Linked DNA regions of Mus musculus: regions 1 and 3 are each linked to region 2. The links are chromatin loops, found by intact Hi-C in ENCODE. Cell type or tissue: heart. All regions are shown on one strand.

Region 1 (4,000 bases), 140 kb after region 2:
TTCAACATGATGCCCATCCCTATCACAGTAAGTCTTTCCAAGAAATACAAATTTATCCTAAAATCCACATAGGTTAGGAAAAGAAAAAGAAGAGCTGATATCTTTATATAACAATAGAAAGGTGAGGGTGTAGCCCTATGTGATATCAACACATTAAACAGCTATAGAGCAGCAGGTTACGAGAAGGGGAGTTGGAGAGGCCTGACTTAGGGAGGACGGTGCTTTTATGAAGCAGGGAGGCGTAGAGGAACTCTGGGATGTAGACAGAAGCAAATACCCTCATCAGTACTCAGCACAGACTCCATAGTTAAAATCAAGAATGACAGGCAAATTCTTTTTAAAAAATGTAGAAGGAGACAGAAAAGCCCCATTAAGACATCAGGATAGTGGAAGACAGTCAGGGATTTCACAAGAAGCATAAGGTATGAAAATGCAGCAACCAAAGGAAAATACTGGAGTTAGAAATTATTCTCATCACAGAAAAGAAAAGTTTTAGACTAGAAAGTATTTTCAGGTGACAAAGACCTATTCACCTTTAAAATTTTTGATAATTGTCATTAATTATAAAGAGTCTTTGCCAATCAGCTAAAGAAAGAAGCAATAAAAGCAATTTATCAGAAAAATGTGTGAAAGTTATACATCAGGAAACTGACATGAAAATGGAAGTTTTAATATAAGAAAAAAATATTAAGCTTGTTAGAAATCTCTGGCATGCAAATTAAATCTATATTGAAGTTATACTTCCACAAGCTACAGACTTGTAAAATATAGATTGTCTGATTAATGTTATCAAGGATGCAGTGAAGTGCAAGTTTTATATAAAGTGATAGAAATGTAGAAAGTTTTAAAATCAAAGGGCAATTCTAGATATTAGCATTAACATGAAGCAAAACATTTAAATGAGTAGGAAACATCTTTACCATAAAAAGCAATAAAATCTGCATAAATGGCAAGCTATATTATTCAATAATGTATTTGTAAGAAATAAGATATGTACCATATTTTTGTTATGACTAGGGTGAAAAGAATACCATTGTATATTATTATAATGCTTATTACATAGTTGTAGCAATTTATAATTGAAAAATAATACAATGCTCAGGATGTTGTTTCTTTTAGTTTTAGCACATTTAGACTTTGTTATGTTATTTTAAGTATGCAAATCTTTTGACTGCATGCATGCATGTGAGCCAAGTGCATTTATGGTACCCACAGAGTCCAGAGGAATGTATCACATGCCCTGAAACTTGAATTATTGACTGTTGTGAACTACCACATGGATGCTGGGAATTGAACCCTGGGCCTCATGAACATAAGTGTTCTTAACTGCATAGTCATCTCTCCAGGGTATACAATAAAATTTTAAAGGTGTAATTGCAAAAGGGAAGTAGATAGACAGATATAAATGTGAACGAACAAGAATGATATGTATTTAAAATGATACTTAGACATTTTTGTATTTCCAAGCAGATACTGAGCATCCTAGAAAATCTCTCTCTCTCTCTCTCTCTCTCTCTCTCTCTCTCTCTCTCTCTCTCTCTCTCTCTCTCTCTCTCTCTCCCTCTCTCTCTCCTCTTTCTCCCTCTCTCTCTCTCCCTCTCTCCCTCTCTCTCTCTCTCCCTTTCTCCTACTCACAATGGTTATGGTAACCAAATGTCCAAAAAGCTAAAACAACTCTCCAGAGAACACATCAATTTCAATGCCCTTAAAATATTGACCTGGGTCAATGTTACCATGCTGTGTCTACCACTGTATATTTTATGATACTACAGTGAATTGCTTCAATGTTAGTATTAAAATAGCATATATGTAAGCAAGCAGTGTATGTGTTATAAACTATTCAGAACTTAAAACTAGGCTTTGTATGTCCATATCCCTACTTTACCTATAAAGAATTTGATGATGTTAAATACATCATCTTTATGCTACAGTGATGAAGTATAAATATCATGAATAGATCTTTAGCAGCCTGGCTTTCCACTACCTTATGTTATGTCATTCTACTAAAAATCAGGAGCCCAAAATCCACTCCATGCCCTCCAGGTGAAGATGCCCAGATCTGAGTTCTCCAGAAGTTACATTTCTATGTTAGCTCATTGCTTGAAACAGTACTTCTTTTTCCTGTTTATGTATGGACAGATAGCTAGACTGACAGAGCTATAGATATTCTCCCCAGGGAACTGAAGATGCCTCATATTTTCCAAATATTTCAAGGCAAAATCTGAAATATCTTACTCTAGAAAGGAATGAAAAAACTGACAATTTTCAGACACCAATCACAGGAGCCACATTTTCACCATTGGACACCTTTTACCTGGGAAGATTCCTAATGCCACTGGTACACAGGACACTATAACCACTTGTGTTTATACTCACGAGGACTGTCAAGGTGACATGCAACAATCCCATAGCTGTCTTGCTAGCTCATTCTCTAAACACATACTTCTGCAGCGACAGGGACCTTTCAGACCCTGAATCTCAACTTGTTCCTCATATGCTCCACTCCATAACAGGGCTTCACTTATCACTTTTTTGTTTGTTTGTTTGTTTGGCTGGTTGGTTTATTTTGGGTTTTTTTGAGACAGGGTTTCTCTGTGTAGCCCTGGCTGTCCTGGAACTCACTCTGTAGACCAGGCTGGCCTTGAACAACTCAGAAATCCACCTGCCTCTGCCTACCAAAAGTGCTGGGATTAAAGGCGTGCGCCAACACTGCCTAGCTTCACTTAACACTTAAGGCAAGACCTCTCCTTATCAAGAAGACTGCTAAGGTCTCTTGCAATCTGGACTTTGGTGAGAGCTCCCACCTCAACAACCGAATTTCTCCTTTTTTATTTTTTTTCCTTCATCCCATGGTACAACTTGCTATAGAACCTGAAAGATAGCTTTTGTGAGGTCCTCCCAGATATACATGAACAGATCCTCCTCATTCTTTATCTACTCACCATGATACCACCACCCTGCGTTTTGGTTTCTATGAAGGGGTTCATGTGATTATTGGTCAATGATATCAAGTAGGCTAAAAGTTCCATGAAGACAAGAACTTCTCCATTTTGATCTCTCTTCTGTCCTCACCATCTGAATTGTGTCACACACAAAAAAATCCATCTAGATTGAATTTGTACCTGGTGTTTATAAGTGAGTAGAATAAAGCAAGATAGAAGAGAGAGAGAGAGAGAGAGAGAGAGAGAGAGAGAGAGAGAGAGAGAGGACACTTAAATTTTACAAATGTATTATGTGGGCATTCCTAAGCACATTGCCCTCAGGGCTCCCTGTCTTGAAGTCATGAAGGCATGTGATTTCTGTCCTATATAAAGGATCAACATTGAAAAGATCAGAAGAGCCGGGCAAGGGTGGAGCATGCCTTTAACCCCAGCACTTGGGAGGCAAAGGTAGTTCAAGGCAAGCCTGGTCTAAAGAGTGAGTTCCAGGTCAGCCAGGGCTATACAGAGAAACCTTGTCTCAAAAGAGAGAGAGAGAGAGAGAGAGAGAGAGAGAGAGAGAGAGAGAGAGAGAGAGAGAGAAGAAGGGGAGGTGAGGGGAGGGCAGGGGAGGGGAGGGGAGGGGAGAGGAGAGGAGAGGAGAGGAGAGGAGAGGAGAGGAGAGGAGAGGAGAGGAGAGGAGAGGAGAGAAGAGAAGAGAAGAGAAGAGGAGATCAAAAGAAAGTTACCCAGGGCTCCTACTTAATAGCTTAAGCATAAGTGCATAAGAGATAAATACATCCTATGAGGAACTACATCAGGAGACAAGAATCTAGGTCTCTGGTGTTAGAAAAAGAATGGGAGCAACTGCCCCAAACAACCATGCACTGCAGTCCTTGCCATTAAAATCGAATTAACAAAGGCACTGAGAAGGAGGAAGAGGGGAATCAAAGCATCAGACTCTAGCCTACTTAGAGCATCATAGACCTAGTTATGTTGTATCACACACACACACACACACACACACACACACACACACACACACACACACACATCTTGCAGACAAAGGTCCTCAGCTCACC
Region 2 (4,000 bases):
TCTATGTCGTAGAGTAATTTCTTTGACATCATGGTTTTTATTAATCCTCTTTATAGCACAATTTATTTTCCTAGTGAGAAAGGCAAGGAATGTAGGGAAAAACAGCACTGTTTGTCTGAGAGCATCATGATCATAGAAGGTGGAGCCTGGGTGAAGACCCAGTTCGTTTGGCATGCACAACCCAGTGAGAAGCATTGCATCAGTGGGAAGCAGTTCCTGCAGGATTTCCCATAATGTGTGCTTATCTATTGCCACACCTATACCCAATGCCATGCTTTAGATCAACCAAGATGTCCACTCCTATGCTCTAGATGTCATTTGATCATCTTTTTCCCCTCAGACTAGAAACCACTTCTAGACTGTATCATTTAAACTGTACGCATCACTTAAAAGGGAGTTCTCTTTCAACACCTTCATTCCATTGGGTTTATAACACTTTGAATTGCTCTCTGCCTCAGAAGCTTCTGTAGAGTTTGGTAAAAATACTTTAAACCCTACCTATAATCTATTAAATAAGGATGATGAGATAGGGTTGAGAAGAATGATTTCAACGCAAAATTTCTCTTATCCACAAATTATTAACTTTTGTTCCTATAAATGGAGAATCATGGCAAGGTCTAAAAATCAGATAGATTCAAAGTGTAAGAATAAATGAGGGATTGAATGATCACCTAACTAGGATAGTCACAGTACACTCTCCAAGGCCAGGCTCAGAGAACATTACGAAGAGGCTCAGAAAGAATATATGAGTCAGGAGACCTGGAGAAGAACTGCAAAATACTACCCTTCGAGCCTAACACTGTCATTGCAAACATGGTCTCACAGCCACCACTGTGGCCCACACTGGGTCTGTATAGGACTGGGTCTATCAGCAGTTTTTCTTGAGTCAGTGAGAGAGTGGTTACACCCTACCTCTCCATGTTAGACTATTCAGTATCAATACATCCTAAGAGAGGGATATTCATTATCTCCAATCAGCATTGAAAGGTAAGCACATCAGACTCCAACTGATAGCTCCAAACTCGTGGACACACTTAGACTCTGGTTAAAGCCAGTGAGTAAGAATAGAAAGGAAAAGACGTGAATTGTGAAGTGGGCTTGTAAGAAGGAATGGGAGAAAAGGGTGGGATGAGAGTTAAGAGAATGTATTATATATGTATAAAATTGGGGAAAAAAATAAAGCAAAAAAACCTCAAAGTTGGGACTGAGGAGATCGCTCAGTGGGTTCCTTGTTTCACAAGCAAAAGAACTGTGTTTGGATTCCCAGAATCAACTTCTTAAAACTATAGTGCGATGCTGCAGCACACAAACCAGTTGGAGGTCTTCAGGTGCATTGAGAGTCTGTGATTCCTTAAGTAACATGGAGAGGGAGAGAGGAAGGTATTGGACATCAATATTTGGCATGTTCATGCACAGGCAGACATACTTCAGACACGCACACATGCTCACGTATGCACAAACATTCATCACATAAATATACCCCCATCCACAATTAAAAACACAATGTAAAGCTCAATACCTATTGGAATCTGGGCTTATGACTCTAGTCATATGTGAAATACATTCTTTCATTTTTTAAAAATAAACCAAATAAAGGCAGTAATATTATTTTTTTTACACATTACACATTAATTAGGACTCTACATAAAGCCAGAAACTTCATCTGGAGTCATGTCTTTATCAGTTAATCAGGAAGACAATGGATGCAGAGAACGGTAACCTGTCTCTGAACCATCACTTTTACTATTGCTCTGCACCAGGCACACCACGGTGGAGGTTCTCAAGGATGTCTGGTTGCCTCAAAAGCCAACCAACCCTGCTGCACTCTTTCCGATGAAGTTCAAGCTTCATGGAACAGCTTTAAAGCACAACCAAATTAACTTATGTAGATTTTCATTATGCACTTGCTATGTCAAGTATAACTCTAATTCAAATATATCACATCATAAAGCATTAGCTGAGGCTATACTTAGGAAAAACTGGTTTGTAGCTTAGTCACCCTTTAAGTAGTCTTTGTTAGGCTACAAATCCACTTGGGTCTCATCTGAGCATCCGGATATCTAAGAATGATATTGCAGTGCTTTTGATCCACTGTAAGACATATCAACTTTTATAGGCTAGCCTGGGAACTTTACCCCCTTGTGTATACAACATGCTTGTCTTTGTGAGAAAACGCCCCAAGTATGCCAAAAGCTCTCACAGATCAATTGCTGGCAATACAGTGTGCTCCTAGGTTGGGGTCCTAGCAGTTGTAGAACAAACTTACTAGAGATCTGGGAATCCACAGGGCTACATGAGCTGGACAAAAGGCGAGCCAGCTGAGAGCTATAAATAGCATGCCAAGTCACCCTAATAAGCTTCCTACCCACTGGGGCCTCTCCAACAGCTTTCGCTTTTGGAAACATGAAAGCAGCTGAAAGGATTGTTTTCCCGAGAGCTTTTTGGCTGCCCTGAGCATGTCAGGGGACTTTGCTGTTTCTAATTATCTCCCTTTATGTTCAGGCCGAGACTTGTTAATACAATAAAGTGGCGTTTCCAGGACACGCTCACAACGCTGAAACATTTCAAGGTGTTTTACAAGCAGAAGATCATGTTAAATCAAATCAAATAGCAATTAAAGATTAATACTGGTGTAAGAGAGCTGTTATCATGGTCCAGCAGGGGCCTCTGGGAGAGTTGAGGTTTCCTCCAAGCCGCTGTACTCTAGCTTCCACTCAGACTGCTTTGTGAGGATGGAATAGAGGGAAGAGTCTTGGCCTGAGTCTTGGGGCTCTAGAAAATCTATGTTGGAAAGCTATTAAAGGAAACTACAGATTATTTCTGATATTACAATTGGAGAAATTCCTAGAGGGAAAGGATGACCTTGTATCACCTCAATTAAAAACTAGAAGGTAATAAATAAAACAATTTAAAAAAAATAATGCACAGGATGAAAGGTATAAGGTACTTGGTGCTTTAACAAAAATATTCAGTTCCTGGTATCTAGCTGCTGTCTAATTTTCTTTGAACTTTATCTCTGCTATCTGCTTACCATGGAATGAAGTAAGTCCTTCAAAGATGTCTCTATGGAATACTGTGCATGATGAATGTATTTGGAAAGTGGGGTTTTGTGGATGAATGTAAGTTCACTATTAGAAGCTGAGATCATCCTGGATTTAGGATAAGCCCTAAATCGAATGTCTACATCCAAATATGAGACAGTATGGTAGAGAAGACTAAAGCACTGAACTTGGGGTCAAATACACCTGGGTAAAAGTTCTAATCCTCCAGTTGTATCCTAAGGGGTTAAATCTCTCTGAATTTCAGATCCTTTTCTTTCATATGTGATTTCAAAGGTTAGATTTGGGCCTGCAGAGATTGTTTGTAAGTGCACTTGTTGCTGTTCCAGAGAAGGTGATCATAGTTCCCAGCAGCACTATAGAGTGACCTATAATCACTTCTAACTCCAGTTACTAGGGCCATGATGCTCTCTGCTGACCTCAGCAGGCATCCACACATATATGGCAGATACATCAACAGTTACTCATACAAATCAATTAAACCAATAAAATAAATTTTACAAAAAGATTAAAGAAACCTTTATGTGTATTTGGCACAAGAACTCCATTTTACAACATCAGCATTCCTACTTAACAAATTAGGAGCTTGAGATGAAGGGAAGAGAAGTGTTGGGGTGGTGCTGGCAGCATCAGTGCTGAGCTTTGGATTTAGGGACTTCCAAGCAGGTGTTCACCAACACCTCGTTCTCTTTCGCAAGTCTCACTGCTGCACCAGCAGGGTCTCACCAAAACCGTTTACTGAATGAATGATAGGAAAATAATTCTACTCTTTTCAAGAATGAAGACACTTTAGAGTAGCACATACATTTGAATTTGTCTTTGTTCAGTTTGCAGGCTCTTCTGGAGACCTCTACATCCACATCTGATCCAGACTTCTCAAGTCTCAGCTGGTTTGAGGACCTGTGCATCTCAGGACGAGGAGTATGAAAACAAACATCTTC
Region 3 (4,000 bases), 130 kb after region 2:
TGAAGACCCAGAGATGAACCCACACACCTATGGTCACTTGATTTTCGACAAGGGAGCTAAAACCATCTAGTGGAAGAAAGACAGCATTTTCAACAAATGGTGCTGGCACAACTGGTTGTTATCATGTAGAAGAATGCGAATCGATCCATACTTATCTCCTTGTACTAAGGTCAAATCTAAGTGGATCAAGGAACTTCACATAAAACCAGAGACACTGAAACTTATAGAGGAGAAAGTGGGGAAAAGCCTTGAAGATATGGGCACAGGGGAAAAAATTCCTGAATAGAAGAGCAATGGCTTGTTCTGTAAGAACGAGGATTGACAAATGGGACCTCATGAAACTGCCAAACTTCTGCAAGGCAAAAGACACCGTCAATAAGATTAAAAGGCCACCAACAGATTGGGAAAGGATCTTTACCTATCTTAAATCAGATAGGGGACTAATATCCAATATATATAAAGAACTCAAGAGGGTGGACTCCAGAAAATCAAATAACCCCCTTAAAAGATGAGGCTCAGAGCTGAACAAAGAATTCTCACCTGAGGAATACCGAATGGCAGAAAAGCACCTGAGAAAATGTTCAACATCCTTAATCATCAGAGAAATGCAAATCCAAACAAACCTGAGATTCCATCTCACACCAGTCAGAATGGCTAAGATCAAAAATTCAGGATACAGCAGATGCTGGCAAGGATGTGGAGAAAGAGGAACACTCCTCCACTGTTGGTGGGATTGCAAGCTTGTACAACCACTCTGGAAATCAGTCTCGTGGTTCCTCAGAAAATTGGACATAGTACTACTGGAGAATCCAGCAATACCTCTCCTGGGCCTATATCCAGAAGATGTTCCAATTGATTAGAAGGACACATGCTCCACTATGTTCATAGCAGCCTTATTTATAATAGCCAGAAGCTGGAAAAAACCCAGATGCCCCACAACAGAGGAATGGATACAAAAAATGTGGTACATTTACACAATGGAGTACTACTCAGCTATTAAAAAGAATGAATTTATGAAATTCATAGGCAAATGGTTGGACCTGGAGGGCATCATCCTGAGTGAGGTAACACAATCACAAAATAACTCAAATGATATGTACTCACCAATAAGTGGATATTAACCCAGAAACTTAGTATAGCTAGATATAAGGTACAATTTGCAAAACACATGAAACTGAAGAAGAACGAAGACCAAAGTCTGGACACTTTGCCCCTTCTTAGAATTGGAAACAATCACCCATGGAAGGAGCTACAGAGACAAAGTTTGGAGCTGAGACAAAAGGATGGACCATCCAAAGACTGCCATATCCAGGATCCATCCCATAATTAGCCTCCAAACGATGACACCATTGCATACACTAGCGAGCATTTGCTGCAAGGACCATGATATAGCTGTCTCTTGTGAGACTAGGCCGGGGCCTAGCAAACACAGAAGTGGATGCTCACAGTCAGCTATTGGATAGATCACAGGGCCCCCAATGGAGAAGCTAGAGAAAGTATCCAAGGAACTAAAGAGATCTGCAACCCTGTAGGTGCAACATTATGAACTAACCAGTACCCCAGAGCTCTTGACTAGCTGCATATGTATCAAAAGATGGCCTAGTTGGCCATCACTGGAATGAGAGGCCCATTGGACAGGCAAACTTTATATGCCCCAGTACAGGGGAACACAAGGGCCAAAAAATGGGAATGGGTGAGTAGGGGAGGGGGGGGGAGGGTGTGGGGGACTTTTGTGGTAGCATTGGAAATGTAATTGAGGAAAATATGTAATAATAATAATAATAATAATAATAATAATAATAAAACAAAAAAACAAAAAAGAAAGATGAAGATGGGAAGTCTGAAGTTTTATAAAGAAAATACAGGCTTTGAAAAGCCTCTGCTGCACCTCTCTCTCTCTCTCTCTCTCTCTCTCTCTCTCTCTCTCTCTTTCTTCAAGTCCTCTGGCTTGATTCCACTATCTCTATCCTCTGCATATTTCTTTGCCAATGGAAAGGATTGTGCAATTACTAATTTTATCTGCCAAATGACTTTCCATTTTAATTCAGACAAACCCAGAGTTTGTCCATGACTCTTAAGGAAGGAACTTTTTATGACATACTCTGTGATTATCATCGCTGACCCTCTAGACTGGAGAATCCCATTAAATGACCAGAGAAGCCAAGTCTCCATATATAACATAGATTCGTTCAGTTTCTTTTTCCCCTCAGATGTCAAACCCCGAGAGAATCAAAGAAATTCAAGACTAAGAAGGCATCATGCAATGCAAGATGTTTGTAGTCTTCCTTCTCTTAGCTTCATTTTTCTCTAAGGTAAAGTGATGCTTACAACATCAAGTCTCCTTGCCAGATAGGATTGGAGTAGACAGACTTAAAAGGGGATGTGTAAGTATATTTTGAACTACAAATTGCTGCACAAAGAGCAATGCTTGTTGCTTAATGTTTTAGAATGTAACAAAACTACTCAACCAAAAGAAACTAATTGAGAGAAAAGAAATGTATCATTATTTAAACTATGAGGGAAAATCCTAAATTCTTGCAAGTGGCTGCCTCTCTTTGTATCTATTTATCTCTCTCTTGCTGTCACCCATCCATCATCACCTATCATCTATTTATCTACCTACTACATACATACTACATAGGTAGCTACCTATAGTCTCTTCATTACCACCCAAAATTGACTGCATTTAATAATTTCCCTCCAAACACCTTTTCTTATTGCTAAATTCTTGTGGACTGAAGAGAAATGAAATACATAAAATTCTGAGTCATCTATGGCCAAATCATTAAAACATTATTTAGCAATTACACTTAATGTACAGGACATTTTAGAGTGATTTGAATAAATTCCCTGAAACCACTTGTCTTTTAGTCCTATTCCTATAACCACCTTTCGCTAACACATTACCACAAGCCAAGAAAAGAAAAAGAAATTCAATCAAATAATACCAAATACTGAAAATATTGTGGAAGCATTAATTCAGAAACCAAGAAATAACTTCCTAAGAGTTTTAAAAAATGGCAAAAAATACTACTTTCTCTTTTGAATCTGAATGTTCAAGTAAAAAAAATAACTAAATTATGGGGGAAACATAATATATGTAGTTAGTGTTAAGCATCTGCTATATACCAAAGTCTGAACACAGAAGATATTGACATCATATTCTTACTGTTTAATTATTTATTCCTTGGAAACTTCCTTCATGAAAACAATATATTTAAAACCATATCTTTCTCCTTTCATCAACTCTCCTGGATTCCTTTTATGTCATCTTCCTTTTATATATTTTATAATCCACTTTGTACAGCAAATAGTGCCAATATACTCATGGATTTAGTGTTATCCACTGGAAAATCATCACCCTACCATGAACCATATCAGGAAAGAAAATTACCATTTTTTAAAATGAACTTATACTCTAGCAAGGGATAGATACCAAGTTAAATACTATAACTGGTATAAAACAGAGTAGGAGTATAACAAGGACAATTAGTGGGTCTGGTGGTCAACTTATGCCTTCTCCTGAGGAATGAACAGTTGGACTGACATCAATCTTAGCCTTATAAAAGAGCTTTATTATTATTGATTTGTTCTTTGATAAATTCATACATGTATACAGTAATTTTAATAATATCCCATTTTAAGCCCCCCCCCAAGACTCTTTGTCCTCTGTCCATCTTTAGTTTGTCCTTTTACAATCACTTATTCCTATTAGTACTGCCCATGTATGCATAGACTTACTATCATCCACCAAACAACATGATAAATTGTCAAGGGCCCTATCCCTGAAGAAACTGACTTTTCCTTACCTAGTAGTCCAGGAATTTCAATTATTCCTTAATCTAGAAGGGGGTGGGGGCTTCCTGAGTGCCCCCATCTCCATTAAACCAGTCAAGATTTAGTCTCTTTATTTTTCTTTTCTTCCTCCTTCTACTCTCCTCTTCCTCTTTCTCCTCCTCCTCCTCTTTTTTCTTCTTCTAATACTTAAATCATAAAAGCT

The links. A loop is a pair of places that touch in the nucleus more often than their neighbours do. Peaks named below come from ENCODE experiments on the same cell type or tissue, not always from the same donor. Only the 100,000 strongest peaks of a DNase experiment are listed, where the experiment ranks them.
Region 1: a loop joins it to region 2, with 1.8 times the contacts of the local background. A loop is called at or near these places in 2 of 42 quality-filtered maps.
Region 3: it touches region 2 in a loop (2.8-fold over the local background); 2 of 42 quality-filtered maps call a loop at or near these places.

What each region holds. Positions count from the first base shown.
Region 1 is chr4:66,162,844-66,166,843 of GRCm38, forward strand. The region is part of intron 3 of Astn2 (astrotactin 2); the gene reads right to left. Among named protein-coding and RNA genes, the nearest start is that of Astn2, 240 kb to the right of the region's middle. In heart, no CTCF peak of the experiment used is centred here; no DNase peak of the experiment used is centred here.
Region 2 is chr4:66,023,177-66,027,176 of GRCm38, forward strand. The region is part of intron 5 of Astn2 (astrotactin 2); the gene reads right to left. Among named protein-coding and RNA genes, the nearest start is that of Astn2, 380 kb to the right of the region's middle. In heart, no CTCF peak of the experiment used is centred here; a DNase peak (open chromatin) is centred at 2,305; H3K27ac peaks cover 885 bases.
Region 3 is chr4:66,152,559-66,156,558 of GRCm38, forward strand. The region is part of intron 3 of Astn2 (astrotactin 2); the gene reads right to left. Among named protein-coding and RNA genes, the nearest start is that of Astn2, 250 kb to the right of the region's middle. In heart, no CTCF peak of the experiment used is centred here; no DNase peak of the experiment used is centred here.